Linked DNA regions of Homo sapiens: region 2 is linked to region 1. The links are chromatin contacts, found by Hi-C or POLR2A ChIA-PET in ENCODE. All regions are on one chromosome and are shown on one strand. The core of a region is the stretch at or near the end of the contact, and the rest is flanking DNA. Distances in the headings are between cores, read along the strand shown. Region 1 holds the start of RORA (RAR related orphan receptor A). Region 2 overlaps RORA (RAR related orphan receptor A).

Region 1 (6,527 bases), core at 2,909-5,408:
CCAGGAGGACATCAGGTTCACATCACTGATTCTCTGGCTGCTTCTTACCCTGGACTTTACCAGCTGGGGGACAACTTAATGACAAGCAGTGAGATGGAGCCCCTCCCATGCCCAAGAGCAGTGCTGCATTTTCATTGGTGTGTCTTCTATTTTCTGCACATAGCCCAGCTTCAGCTTCTGGATGCTTTCTTGAAAGAAGGAAAACTTGTTGTCTGGGCACTCAGTTTTAATTTTCTGTCTTCTTTGTTCTTGTGCATGTTGTAGAAAGCTCCATACTCCCAAGGAAATTCTACTGTATATTTCCATCATTTCCCTTCTCTCCCTCTCAAGAAATGCAAGAAAATAACTGTCAACTTTTTTTGCATATATAAATTTTAACAGCACATACATGCTGATGAATCTTTTATCCAAGAAGGAAAGGCTTATTTCAAGTGATTGAAAGTTGAAATGCTTAGGTTTTCATTCTTGTTGGATAATGGAATTACCGTGTGGACATGCTACTTTTTGATGACTTCATCAACTGCATTTCCCAAATCCAGTAACTGTAATGAATGCCTACTATGTGCAAAGGCACAGTCCCTGTTTTTAAGGAGCATGTCTTCCACCAGGGAGGAAAAAGCAAATGTTCAAACAACCACAATACAAGGTAGATTGAGCAGACCAAATGCCTTAGGAGGGGTGCACAGCACTAAGATAGTTAAAATATTTGGTTTGGGGTAAATCAGGGAAGGCTCCACAGAGGAGCTGTCATTTAGAATTAACTTTGAAAGGAAGGTAGATTTCAGTAAACAGAGAAGGCAGGGAGGGCCTTTAGGGAGAAGAGGCAGAGGCAACTATCTATGTATCATGGACTAGAAGTAGGAGGGGGAGCAGGCAGCAGCATGTGGCCTGGCCTGAGTACTGCACATGGATTGTGGAGATTACATAAGGATGTAAGACAGTTTGACAAACTCCTGCCAGGAGTGTCACACTCCCTATCCTCCACCCATGGGAGATAACATAAATCAATCACAGCCCACACCTTTCCACATGACGAGATCGACTTGCCATCCTTGGTATAGGAGTGCAGAGATAGGGAGATAGAGCCTTCAATACCGCGTTGACTAGTTAGTTGTTAATTGCATGGGCAATGGGGAGCCATTAAAGTCTTGTAAGTAGGGGAGTGACATGGTGGGAAATGAGAGCTGTAGTTCAGGGTAATTAACTTGGCAGTACTATCTGGAATGGATTAGAATGGTTATAAGACTGAAGGCCAGTTATTTAAGAGGTTACTGAGATGGTTTAGGTGAGCAATAATGTCTGGAACTGCATGGATGGCTGCAGAAAGGAGGGGCATATGTCATGTAGGTAGAATTTGTAGCACTTGGCAAGCATGTTAGGATGTGGAGAACTAGGGGCAGGAGCAAAAGAGAGGAGTCAAAGTTAACTTTGAGGTTCCCAGTAATTACCTTAGAGTAGGAGAAAAGTAATGTTACCATCAGGAGAGGAGCCTGGGATTGGCAAGGAGGTAGGGGGCGATGGCTGTGGTGTTGCAAAGAGGAGTTACAAAAAAACTGAAATTAGGCTGATCTCTTCCACAAGCATAGCTTTTCTAAGCCATTTTCAGGGAACTCGGTGCAAAGTAAAATAACCATTTTTAAGCAAACACTGTTGCCCTTTGTCAATGAGCAGAGTCTAAGGAAGGCTCCCATCTCTTCAAATATTTGGAAAATTGGAAAGCCTTAATTAGTAATCCGAAAGGGAGCATGACGGAAGGAAAGAAATATAAACCTAATCACTGTGCTTTTCAGGTTTCAAATGCTTCCCCAATCCAGGTAATTTACACTTTAGTCACAGTGATTGACAGTCAAGGAATGTATCTAACTCACTTTTATTTTTTCCCTTGGGGAAAGCACTTGAGTTCCCAATTGTTTTAAATTGCAGAAGCAGTAATTGTCTTAGAGAGTTAGGAGAAATGGCTTTTTGGAGCTGCGATCTTTTTCTGAAGGGAATATAGAGTCTATTTTAATTGATTCAGGTCATTATGACTATTTTCTAGATGGTCTTTTCAGGGTGACTAAACATCACCTTAGTTAAAGGAGAACAGTAAGAAACTCATTAAAGGTCCAAGGGGAACAGACTTAATAAAAAATGTTAACAAGTTGCTACTGGTACCTAAAAGGAAACCAGGGATACTTTTTAAGTCACTTGCGTCCCAGATAGAATTACTGGTGAAATTTAATGTGACGAGTATTTTTTAAAGTATTCTAAAATAAACATGAGGCAGCCAATGTATTCTGAGATGCTCACTGTCCCAGAGGAAGTTGTTTCTTAAACTGTACACTTTGATATATTTGTTTCCTTAGAAAAGTCAAGTGTAACAAGCTAGGTCAATTGCATCAAGAACATTACTAACAGGCTAACCAATGGTAAATGTTGTGAAGGCTACTCTGGAAATCTGTGCTTTCACGTATGGGGAAACCCACACGTCTGATTTGGGATGGAGGAGACAATTGTGCATTGTTTGTAGGCGCCAACAGACAGGCTAAAGCCAGGGATCCTTGCAGAGACAGGATTAAGGTATCAGGACTGTTCACATCTCATTTACATCACCCCGAAGAGTGGACCACAGGTTTTGCTGATTAGTACACAGACTATGGCAAAGGGCATTGTGTATTTGAAATAAGATCAAGATCAGTAACAGTAACAGAAACTATGTGTGAAATTTGGCATATGGCGGTTCCTCTGAAGGATTAGCTAACTGGGTTTCCCGCACTTACTATTTTTTAAAGCATTTTTCCAAACCAGGAAGTTAGCAAAAGAAAAATGTCCCCCAATTCCCTCCGCCTACCCCACGTTCTGAAGCACATATATTTATGCCACCTTCTGGCCTCTAATAATATTATTTATTGTCAAAATTTTGGATCCTTTTGAAAGGAAGGTGGGGCGTATTTCCACAGTGTCTTCGCAGGCAAAAGAAAGTGGTAGATTGAGTATGAAGGCAGACAAATCAGGCTACTACCATTGGAGTATTTTCCATTCTTTCAATTTGTATTGTTCCTTCATCTTGGAGTTTGCAGTCAAGGTAACGATGATGCAATTATCTGCTTTCCTGGAGTTTTAGGTACCTACTAGGGGATGAATGTATTTCAATGGGAGGAGGGTGTAGAATGATGCCTATAATAATACGAATTATTAGGAGCTGTTAATTATCTGAATGTTATCCGGGCATTAGTAATGCCTCTCCAGTATATCTACCTTTTATGGATGAGACTGTACATTTAATAGGAAAAGTACCAGTGGGAATTGACAATTAGCAGCCACGCTTGAGCTAGATGCAGCGTGGCATGTTTTATCCAGCTTAGATAGTTGTCGACCAAACAGGCCAAAGTTTTCTTCAGTAGAAAATGCCCTGCCAAATGGTTTCTGGATCCTTCGCGGACAAACAGCAAAGGAGCTGAAAGCGACCTCTTTCAACCATGCCAGAAACTGTCCATGGCGCTTCTAGATTCACAAAATCTGTTTTAGACACAGATGTCTTTAACCAAGATTGGAAACCCACTGGCCGTCCCATCCCAAAGTAAAAAGTGCCACGTCCTCCCATCCTCCGCCTTCCTTGGGATGTCAGCCCCGTTCTAATTCCTTTTTAGTTTCTCCTCAGCCCTCGGCAGGGCTGGCAGGGGGCTACCTGCGATTTCCCAACGTGGACGTGGACAATCGGATTTGTCTCTACCCAAGCTGGCAGCGGATGGGGACGAGTTCTGTTCCCGAGAGAGTCTCAGAAGTAGGCACGGAATCATCTCACCGATTTTAATTTCTGTCCCTGGGCTGGGGAGAGGGGAGGATTGGGGCGCGGGAGGCTCTGTTCTCCTCCTCCCCTCTTTTCCCCACCTCCCAAAATTGGCAGCCAGTCTGTGGCTCTCGGTCTGGGGTCTGGAGGGTGGGGAATGTGGGTGTGGGGGCCGGCTGGAGAAGCTCTCGCTAGCGCTGCCTGTGGCCAGACCCGCCTCTTGTCCCCTTTCGGGCGCACACACACGTCCACCCAGACACTCCGCGCGCTCCCTCGCGCTTTTGCTTGCCCGCCCGCCGCCGCCTGCTTTTTCCCTCCTGCTTTCGCCGGTCGCCTTCTCCTTCTTTTTTTTTTTTTTTTTTTTTTTTTTTTTTTTTTTTTTTTTTTGGTACCATAGAGTTGCTCTGAAAACAGAAGATAGAGGGAGTCTCGGAGCTCGCCATCTCCAGCGATCTCTACATTGGGAAAAAACATGGAGTCAGCTCCGGCAGCCCCCGACCCCGCCGCCAGCGAGCCAGGCAGCAGCGGCGCGGACGCGGCCGCCGGCTCCAGGGAGACCCCGCTGAACCAGGAATCCGCCCGCAAGAGCGAGCCGCCTGCCCCGGTGCGCAGACAGAGCTATTCCAGCACCAGCAGAGGTAGGAGGCTGGAGAGGGGCTGGGGAGGGGGCGGCGGGAGCCCGGGCGCGGAGCGGGGGGCGGCCGGGAGCGGGCGCCCGGGGCGCGGGGTCCGGCGGCCGCGCGCGAGCCTGCGGCGGCGCCCCGAGCCCGGAGGACCCCCCTCCCCTCCCCCCTCCGCCCCCCAGAAATGTTGCAAACTTTTGCAGCCCGTTCTCGGCTTGCGGGAGCAGAGTGGGGCGGGGGAGGCGGCGGGAAGGTTGACAGCCGGCGGGCTCACCCCCCTGGCTTTGATTTTTCTGCAAACACTGGAGGAAAGCTGCGTTGCCTCAATTAAATACGCTCCCCCAAAATACGGAGATGCGGGGAGTGGGGGCCCGGGAAAGAAACTTTTAAAGCGGCAGTGTCCTTTTAAGAAGGGGCAAAAAAATCTGTTTATGGCCACCCTCCTTCCGCTTTACCTTTTCTCCTCTTGACAGTTTCGGCCCTGGCTGCCCGAGTCGGGGGTGTGTTTTCGGTCCCTCTCAGATCTGGGCGGGGGGCGGGAGGAGTGAGCGACCTGGGAAGTCCCGGGGGTGGAGAGGGGGCGCTCCGGGGTCTGGGGGCGACGTGGACACCTTCTTTGGAGCACGGCGGTGCGTTTGGGATTTGAAGGAAGGGCCGAAGGAAGCGGGGTGCGGGCGGGCGAGCTGTTCGCCAAGTTGTCTGGCGGGCGCGGCGAGGGGAGATGCGCAAGTTTGCAGACCGGGGGTTCGGAGCCCGGCGCCCAGGCTGGCGGGGGGCGTGTGCGCGCCAACGCGCAGAGGGCGGCGGTCCTGTGGGGCGCTCCACGCGCATCCGGAGGGAGCGTCTACAAAAGCAAGCACCGAAACTTATTTCTGCTCTGGGAATCCTTCCCTCTCGGAGGTTCCAAGCATTTCTGCAGGAACCTGGGGATGGTCAGTGCAAGTTGTATGCTGGTTGGATAGTGCAAGCAATGTTTTCTCCTCCCCTGGCGATTTTTACTCTTCATTTTGGTGTTTGGTCTGTGTCTGCGTGTGTTGGGGGGGATGGGGGGGACTCAGTTGCTCCCTCCTTTCCTAAAGTGAGCTGTTGAGGAAAGCTCACTCTTTCTTGAAGGTATTGGAACCTGATGTGTGTTTTTCTCGAGAGTGGGGGATTATTTATTTGAATGCGCCTGGAGTTTGCAAAGAACAGGAGGAAGCTACAGCTTTAATTACTGTTGTAAATAATGTATAAATCGCGCCTGTCACTCCGGAGGAAGCGTGCTCGCGCGAGCCGCCTGGAGCTGGGGACGGAGAGGATTTCTCCAGCCCCGGCTTGGGTACCGGCCCAGCGCGCCCCCTCCTCTTGCACTCGGCTTCTGGCGGCGGTTGGGGAGGGCTGGGTAGAGGCGAATGGGGGCCCCAGGAACTGCTCCCTTCCTCTCGATGTTGTAGTTGGAGGTAGGAATATGGCTGATCATGTGCTGGCTGTTTTACAGTATCCCCCCCCCCACCTTAGCCACACCCCCTGTCCAGGCGCTTTCCCATTCACGGAATTCGAGTACAGTAAAAGCCATCAGGATGACACACGCGAAAAACATTTAATTAAAGGCGATTTCCAAAGGGTGACCGCGGCGAACCGCGGTTTCAGCGGGAGGGGGGCGGCGAGGGCTGGGACAAAAGGGAAGGGGATGAGGGCTGGGGGCCTGGACCTGCCGCTAGCTCGGTGAGTTTGTGTGCGGGGAGCTTTTGGCTGCAAAGAGTATATTTAGACCCTGAGACGGTGGATTTGGAATGCGAGCGGGTTATGTAACAGGGTTAATCAGAAACACTGGAGAAAATCCCCTTCATGTGTTTCTGGGGCTTTTTTTTTTTTTTTGGAATGGGGGGGACATAGTATTTAGGAAGCTGCACTAATTTTTGGTTTGTGCTGCCACCTTTCTCCTTCTTGACCCCCCCACACCCTGTGTTATTAACATCTTCAGGTGTCATTCTTGCCAGAAGGTGTTCTTGCAAGCGATCAGGGTGGCAGGCTGCAGAGCCGACTAGCAAATCCGTAACTTGCTGTTCTTGCAAATTATGTAACGCCGGAGCATTCAGTGCCACCAGCCCCCTTAGGCTCAGCAAAAAGGGGAGAGGGGCATAGTAGGAGTGGGA
Region 2 (6,527 bases), core at 2,820-5,319, 180 kb after region 1:
ATGATCACATTTTTCTGCCTGTGTACTTTTGCTTAGTATTACTTTGAAAAACCAGCTGGAATTTTTGAAGCAGCCTCCGTTTTGCTAAAGTCATTTTGTAGGGTGGGCCTAATAATGGCCTGGCACAGGACCTGAACATCGAAAACACCTAAAGAACCTGACACACCTGCAAGGCATTGTAGGGGCGGGAGAGACGGTAGAGAAGTGAGATGAGTGTGTTTTCTTTGGGAAAATAAGTGATTTTTGCTGAACAGCTTAAGGCACTCTGTAAACATTAGCCAAAAAATAAATATTAATTCTCACTGTGGCCTCGGTCCCTTAGTGAAGCCATGCTTACTCCAGGAACTGCTGCGATGAAGAGTGGTGAAAATTCTGAATGAAAAGCAGCCCTCAAAAACGTTAAAACCCATGCTATTAAGCTTTACACCAAAAAATAAATTCGAATTTTTAAAAAGTGAGAAATGGGGAAAAGAAGAGGAGGCTTAGGATGGTCAAGTGGCACCTTTAGCACCTTGTACTTAACCAGATAAGTTCAAGACTGTGTTTTAGGCCGGGCACGGTGGCTCACACCTATAATCCCAGCACTTTGGGAAGCCAAGGCAGGTGGATCCCTTGAGCCCAGGAGTTCGAGACCAGTCTGGGCAACATAGTGAAACCCTGTCTCTACTAAAAATACAAAAATTAGCCAGACGTGGTGGTGTGCACCTGTAGTCCCAGCTATTCAGGAAGCTGAGGTGGGAGGATTGATTGAGCTCAGGAGGTGGAAGCTACACGGAGCCGTGATCTCACCCCTGCACTCCAGCCTGGGCAACAGAGTGAGACGCTGCCTCACTGCTCCCCCACCAAAAAAAAAAAAAACAAAAAACAAAAAACAAAAAAAAACTGTTTTAAATGCATGATGAAAGTTAAAGGGAGAGTCAACCATTGTTTGATTAGTACAGCCCAAAGAATTTGGCCATTTACAAACAGTGCCTTGTCTCGTAGTGTCATTTACCTATATTATTCATATACCACCAGCACCTCAAAAGTAATTAGAGTATCTAAAATAATATACTAGTGATAGGAAATAAATGTAAAAATCCTCATTGAAGGGACCTTATTAGATGCTAATTATTGCTTGGAGCCTAAATCAAAAGGCCTGATGTTTCTTGTGCCTCAGTGAGGATGAGAAATCCAGGGGCTTTGGGTTCCAATCCTGTTGCTATGCCCCTAGCCCTACTGTCTTAATTATTCCTGCTGTCCTCTGATTTCCTCCTCTCTAAGGGAAGTCACAGTATCATTTGAGACATTTAAGAAGAAGAGTATAGCTGTGCTAACTAATGAAGATTAATTCTGTTGCATCTATGGGAGAACATTTTTTTTTTTTTTCAGAAAATGAAAGTTCTTTTCAAATGTTTAGTTTCCCATCTTATTCTTTCTGTTCCTCACATTACCATACGTTTCCTCTTGTGTTCAGGAAAAACTACATACATGTAAAAGCAACAATTAAGTATGAAGATGCTGGCCAAAGTGATCCTTAAACATTTCCATTTATTCGTCATCATCCTTTAATTTTATTTTCCTTCATGCTCAATCCAAGTGGATTTGCTTGAAACAAACTACAGTTTTCCAAGTCACACCTACCACCCAGCAGCTTTGGGATAAAAATGTAATGTAGTCTATTTTACTTTGAAAGGATTCCTTTATTTACTTTGAAAGGATTCCTTTTTCAAGAAATAGCTTTGGAGAAAACAAACAAAGAAAATAACCAAAATAAACTGTCCCTAACTCCTTTTCCTTGAGTATTGAATTTTCTGAAGGAAACCCTCCCTGAAGAATGTTTATATATATATATATCATGAAGTCTAAACACTCTTCATGCTGTGTAGATTCTTAACGGAGCACATTTGTTTGAACCTATGCCCAACGTTAACACTACTTGATATCTGGCTACAAAAATACCCATCAGCTGTGTCGTCTCCCTGTAGCCCCTTGAAAAGGGAGAAGCAAGAATTTGTTTTCTTGAGGCATTCTCAAAGACCGCATACCCAGGCTTTGTTGCTGGGATTCTACCTCTTTCTCCTGGTCTTTGCTCTTCCCTGGACACCAGATCCAGATCCAGATCCAGGTCCAGGAGGGACCAGGAAATCAGGAGGGTCATCCTGGCATCTGCCCATTTGTAGCTGATCAGAGCCTTCATGGCAGCCATGGAAATCATCGTGAAACTGTATTCACAACCCCGTGCCTTCTCGCTGAGCTTTCTCTGCTGCCCAAGGGGTTACCTGTGTGAGGCCTAATTACATCTGGACAGGCAGGCGGCAGAGACAACCCAGGGCCTTTGTCCTTTTTGTCAGTGTGAGTCAGTAGGCTACCATGGAGTCTCCCGGGAAGGGGGTGGGTGTTGGGGGGCAAAAGCCTGATTTTTGTGTTCAAAAAAAAAAATGTTTTTGCAGCTGACAGCTGTATGCAAACAGTAACAGTACATTACAATGAACACCTTAAAATATGAGGAATCAAGACTGTTGACTTTGGGTGAAAAGCGAGTGATTCAGGACCAAGTGATTGAGTAGCTCCGATCAGGTCTGGTTTTATCTCTTCCTGATAACACAGCATTGGTTGTTACAGGGACAAAAGCAGGAGTGATGTATTTGGCTAAATCTTTAATCAATAAAATAGATTAAGGATCATGAATATGGAGTTTTCTTTTCCCCTTAGGATACTTTACTTATACTGTGCTACAATTTAGTCCCAAAGCACTTTCAGTGAATTAGGAAAAGCTGTCACTTCCTTAATCTTGTACCGGCGAACAGCTAGGTCAGCGAGGTACAGGCTGGACACTTTTGTGCAGGGTACATCCAAGCCAACTGTACGTGGCATGCTGCTGAAGTTTTCATCTTCGCGTCTTTCTTCCCTGTTGGTCTCTTTGTACCTCTTTTCTGCTTTTGTCTTATTGATGAACTGTATAATACCAATCAAGAGTGCATGGAAATATACTATTACTTACAGTAGAAACAGTCAGTGAGGGAACCAACTACTCAGTCTCAAAATGCGCTCTCAGAATATCTGGAATGTTTCCCACAGAATTGGTGATGTGTAGAAACAGGCTGTCTTTGATCTGGTAAAGCAAATCCATTTTCAGAAGCTACAATCTGATAAATATCATTCATCCTCCATTTCTCTCCTGGAGTGATGTTTTCCTTTCTTACGGAAAACACATAGCCATAGCTTACTTGTATCAGCATCGTACGATACTAGAACCACTACGCGAAAGCAGTGTCAGTGGCACCACTGGAGTTAACTGTAATTCAAAGGAGCAAAAGCATTACGTATGAGGCTTTCCCATCCTGACTTCTAGAATTCTAGCTTTCCAGTGGACCTCTTGCAAGGAATCTGAAATAGAGAAAGAAACAAAAATATGTAGTATAATTTCACCAGAGTTTTTCCTCAACCTTAATAAGGCTTAAAAGGCCTTTCCCTCCACTGCTGTGTTTGGGAGTGGAGGAGAGTTCCTATTAAATGAAAACACTGATCATTCTCTGTGTGCATAAGCTGCACCCACATAACACTAATGGTTAGCACCTTTAACTCTTGCACTCTGGGATGTAGGACAGATCCTCACCAGGCATCCTCTGTCTTTTCTGTTTCTGACTGCAGACGATAGCATTTCTATTTAGTTTAGAAAGCAGCAGGTGCTGTGTGCATAAGACTTCCAGGCTGCACAAGAAAGCAAGCAGGTTATTGCAGCCACAATAGGATGTAAGAGGAGGTGCACCCTCCCTTTCTGCTGAAAGGCAGAAATGGAGGAGGGGAAGTGTCTGTTGTATGTTCCTTGGTAATTCGTGCTGCAGAGTTGGACTGCTCCCTCTTAGCTTGAAGACACTCATGTCCCCTGAGGCTCACGGGAATGGTCAGTGAGGCCACAAGAAATGTTTTGAAGCCCAGGCGGAGACTTCAGATTCCTTTGCATGTAGAAGTGTTGGCCAAAAATAGCAAATACCAGTCCTTTCCGAAGCCTCTCCCACTCTCTGGGATGCAGACAGTACAGGCAAGCATCACTAGGTGGCACAGCTGTCCTGGTGTCTTACTCTCATGGAGCCACACTTAAAACTGCTGTGGGATGCTTTGATGAAATACCCGATAGGATTCCTGTCCAGAAGGTGCCAATACAGAGCATTCAGGTCAAGTGGAGGATTCTTTTCGCAGGGGATCACTGGATTGACTCTAGGAGAAAGAGAAGCTATGCATGCCGCAAACACCTGCACACCACCATTCATCCTGCCCAGGCTGCTGCTGAGTGGAGCTCAGGCTTGCAAGTTTGTGGATCAGTGTGCCCCACAAAGCGTGCTTATCTCTGCCTCACCCCCTAGGGGGAGTGGGGATAGGGGTAGTGGAAAGTAGGTAGCCAGCCCCTACTTTCTGCTGTTCCCACTCCAAAATGTACATATTTGTCAAAACCTTCCAGATTCCTTCTGAGTGGAGGATGTGGCAGTATCACCTTCTGTCTACCCTGAGTGCCTCACTCCCCTCTTCCTTCTGCCATCCTTCCACACCCTGCTCAGATGCAGCCTTCTGAAGATCAGTCCAGCCCACGATACCCTCCCTGCCACCTGAGGTGCCATAGCATTACGTTGTGTGGTTGTTGAGTCAGCAAACATGGGCTGTGTGTCAGAGCCTAGAGAGCACTACCCTCTCCACTACTTCTGTCACCTCTGGGGAAATGCAGAGGATATATGCTGCCCCTAAGCAGCAGCCACTATAACGTGGTGGTTAGCTGACCAACAGACTTGTTTTGGCTCTTGTTCACCACCTACTAGGTATGTGCTTTATTTTAATAAGTTAGTCAACCTAAGACTTGGTTTCCTCACCCATAAACTGGGATAATAATAGTACCTATTCATTATGATAAGAATTAAAGAGCAATCCTTCATGGAAAGCAACTGGGATGGTGCCTGGCACATAGTAAGTGCTCAATAAAGCAGGTCTTACTCTTATCGCAGGAGAAGGTATCACAGCCAAGACCAACCCCTGACTCTTGTGACTCTGCGCCCTGTGTATGTTTTACTCTTACACATGCTTGCATTCTTTCTACTATGCCATATTGCCTCCTCTTAGTGTTTAGAACATCTCTTGCCCCCCAGTTGTTTGTGCCTTGAGTTCTCTTTTTCACAAACTAGCTTGGGAGCTCCCTGAAGACAGAGACCATATAGAATTACACAGTGTCCTTCTACTTTATTGTCACGATGCTTTAAGAGAGTTATTGACTGTAATTATTAAATTCTAACCATGGAAAACTTCTCAATGTTGACTTTAAAAATTGTTTGAAATTTTTTAGAATTATTGATATCATGAGTGAAGTAGGTTCCCAAACTATATTTCAGAGGACAAAGTTTGTACACGTTTTCCGTAAAGGGCCAAAGAGTAAATATTTTAGACTTTGTGAGCCACGGGTGCGTGTCTCATGACTCATCGCTGCGGCTGCAGTGTGAAAGCAGCCATGGACGGCATGTACACAAATGAGGTTGGCTGTGGGCAGTGAAAATTTACGAAAACAAGCAGTGGCCAGATCAGACCACATGGGCAGTAGTTTTCTGACCCCTGCTCTAGGAGGTGATAAAAAGTGTTCAGGGAAATGGGTTCTGTGGTCATATCAAACGTGTTGGCTATATATTGATTTGAGTCATCTCACTGCACAGCACTCATTACCATATTAAAAGCCTCTGAGAAGTCCTGCAGTTAAGAAGTACTTGGGCCGAGTGCCGTGGCTCACACCTGTAATCCCAGCACTTTGGGAGGCTGAGGCAGGCAGATCACTAGGTCAGGAGTTCGAGACCATTCTGGCTAACACAGTGAAACCTCGTTTCTACTAAAAATATGAAAAATTAGCCGGGTGTGGTGGTGTGCGCCTATAATCCCAGCGACTCAGGAGGCTGAGGCAGGAGAATCACTTGAACCCGGGAGGCGGAGGTTGCAGTGAGCTGAGATCATGCCATTGCACTCCAGCCTAGGCGACAGAGGGAGACTCCATCTCAGAAAGAAAAAAAGAAAAAAGAAAGAAAGAAGTACCTGTAGCTTTGTCTGACCTATAGTTTCCCCACTTCCGTAAGTGTGGAATATATTGTCCATAGCCTATCAGTGCGTTAACATCCTGCAGACTGGTACTCCTCATGCTACCAGTTAGAAATGCTGGATTTTTTTATGTTGACTCACAAAAGTCCACCTACTGTATTTTTTATGGTAGCATCTTTGCATTTATAGTATTATTATTTTCGTTTGAGGACATGGACTTGTATGATCACTGAATTCTGCAACTTTGTGTTTGTCCACCGAAAGAATTTGGCACCTCATCAGAAACGAGCCTCATGCATTAAATCCAAATGGGAGGATGTTAGACGGGGGGATATCACCATGCTCATCTCTGTGCTGAGCTCCAACGTAAGTGGGAGTTCTGAGAAGCCGTGTGGTTTAATACATCTGTCTCCTTGGCTGCTGTGCCAGCTTTTCATGACAGTGCTTTTCATCATCTGAAACATGTAATTGCTTTTGACGAC

The links. A loop is a pair of places that touch in the nucleus more often than their neighbours do. ChIA-PET counts read pairs that join two places held with the same protein, here RNA polymerase II (POLR2A). Pooled maps may share reads with other maps.
Region 2: a loop to region 1 is called in a map of sigmoid colon, with 2.1 times the contacts of the local background. The contact joins the enhancer-like site here to the promoter of RORA in region 1. A Hi-C loop is called at or near these places in 1 of 168 maps with a recorded cell type or tissue (sigmoid colon) and 1 of 50 pooled maps. POLR2A ChIA-PET finds 5 or more read pairs at or near these places in 1 of 52 experiments (activated naive CD4-positive, alpha-beta T cell).

The regions. Positions count from the first base shown.
Region 1 is chr15:61,226,933-61,233,459 of GRCh38, reverse strand. RORA (RAR related orphan receptor A) reads left to right here and starts at 4,158. Exons shown (of 11, transcript NM_134261.3): 1 at 4,158-4,407. The coding sequence starts at 4,242.
Region 2 is chr15:61,049,158-61,055,684 of GRCh38, reverse strand. All of the region lies in intron 1 of RORA (RAR related orphan receptor A), which reads left to right. The region is part of intron 1 of LOC107984805 (a long non-coding RNA gene); the gene reads left to right. Among named protein-coding and RNA genes, the nearest start is that of RORA, 180 kb to the left of the region's middle. RefSeq lists a silencer at 5,562-5,721. Within about 2 kb of position 4,069, at least 2 of the 41 ENCODE cell types and tissues checked have a DNase peak (open chromatin) inside an H3K27ac peak, as active enhancers do.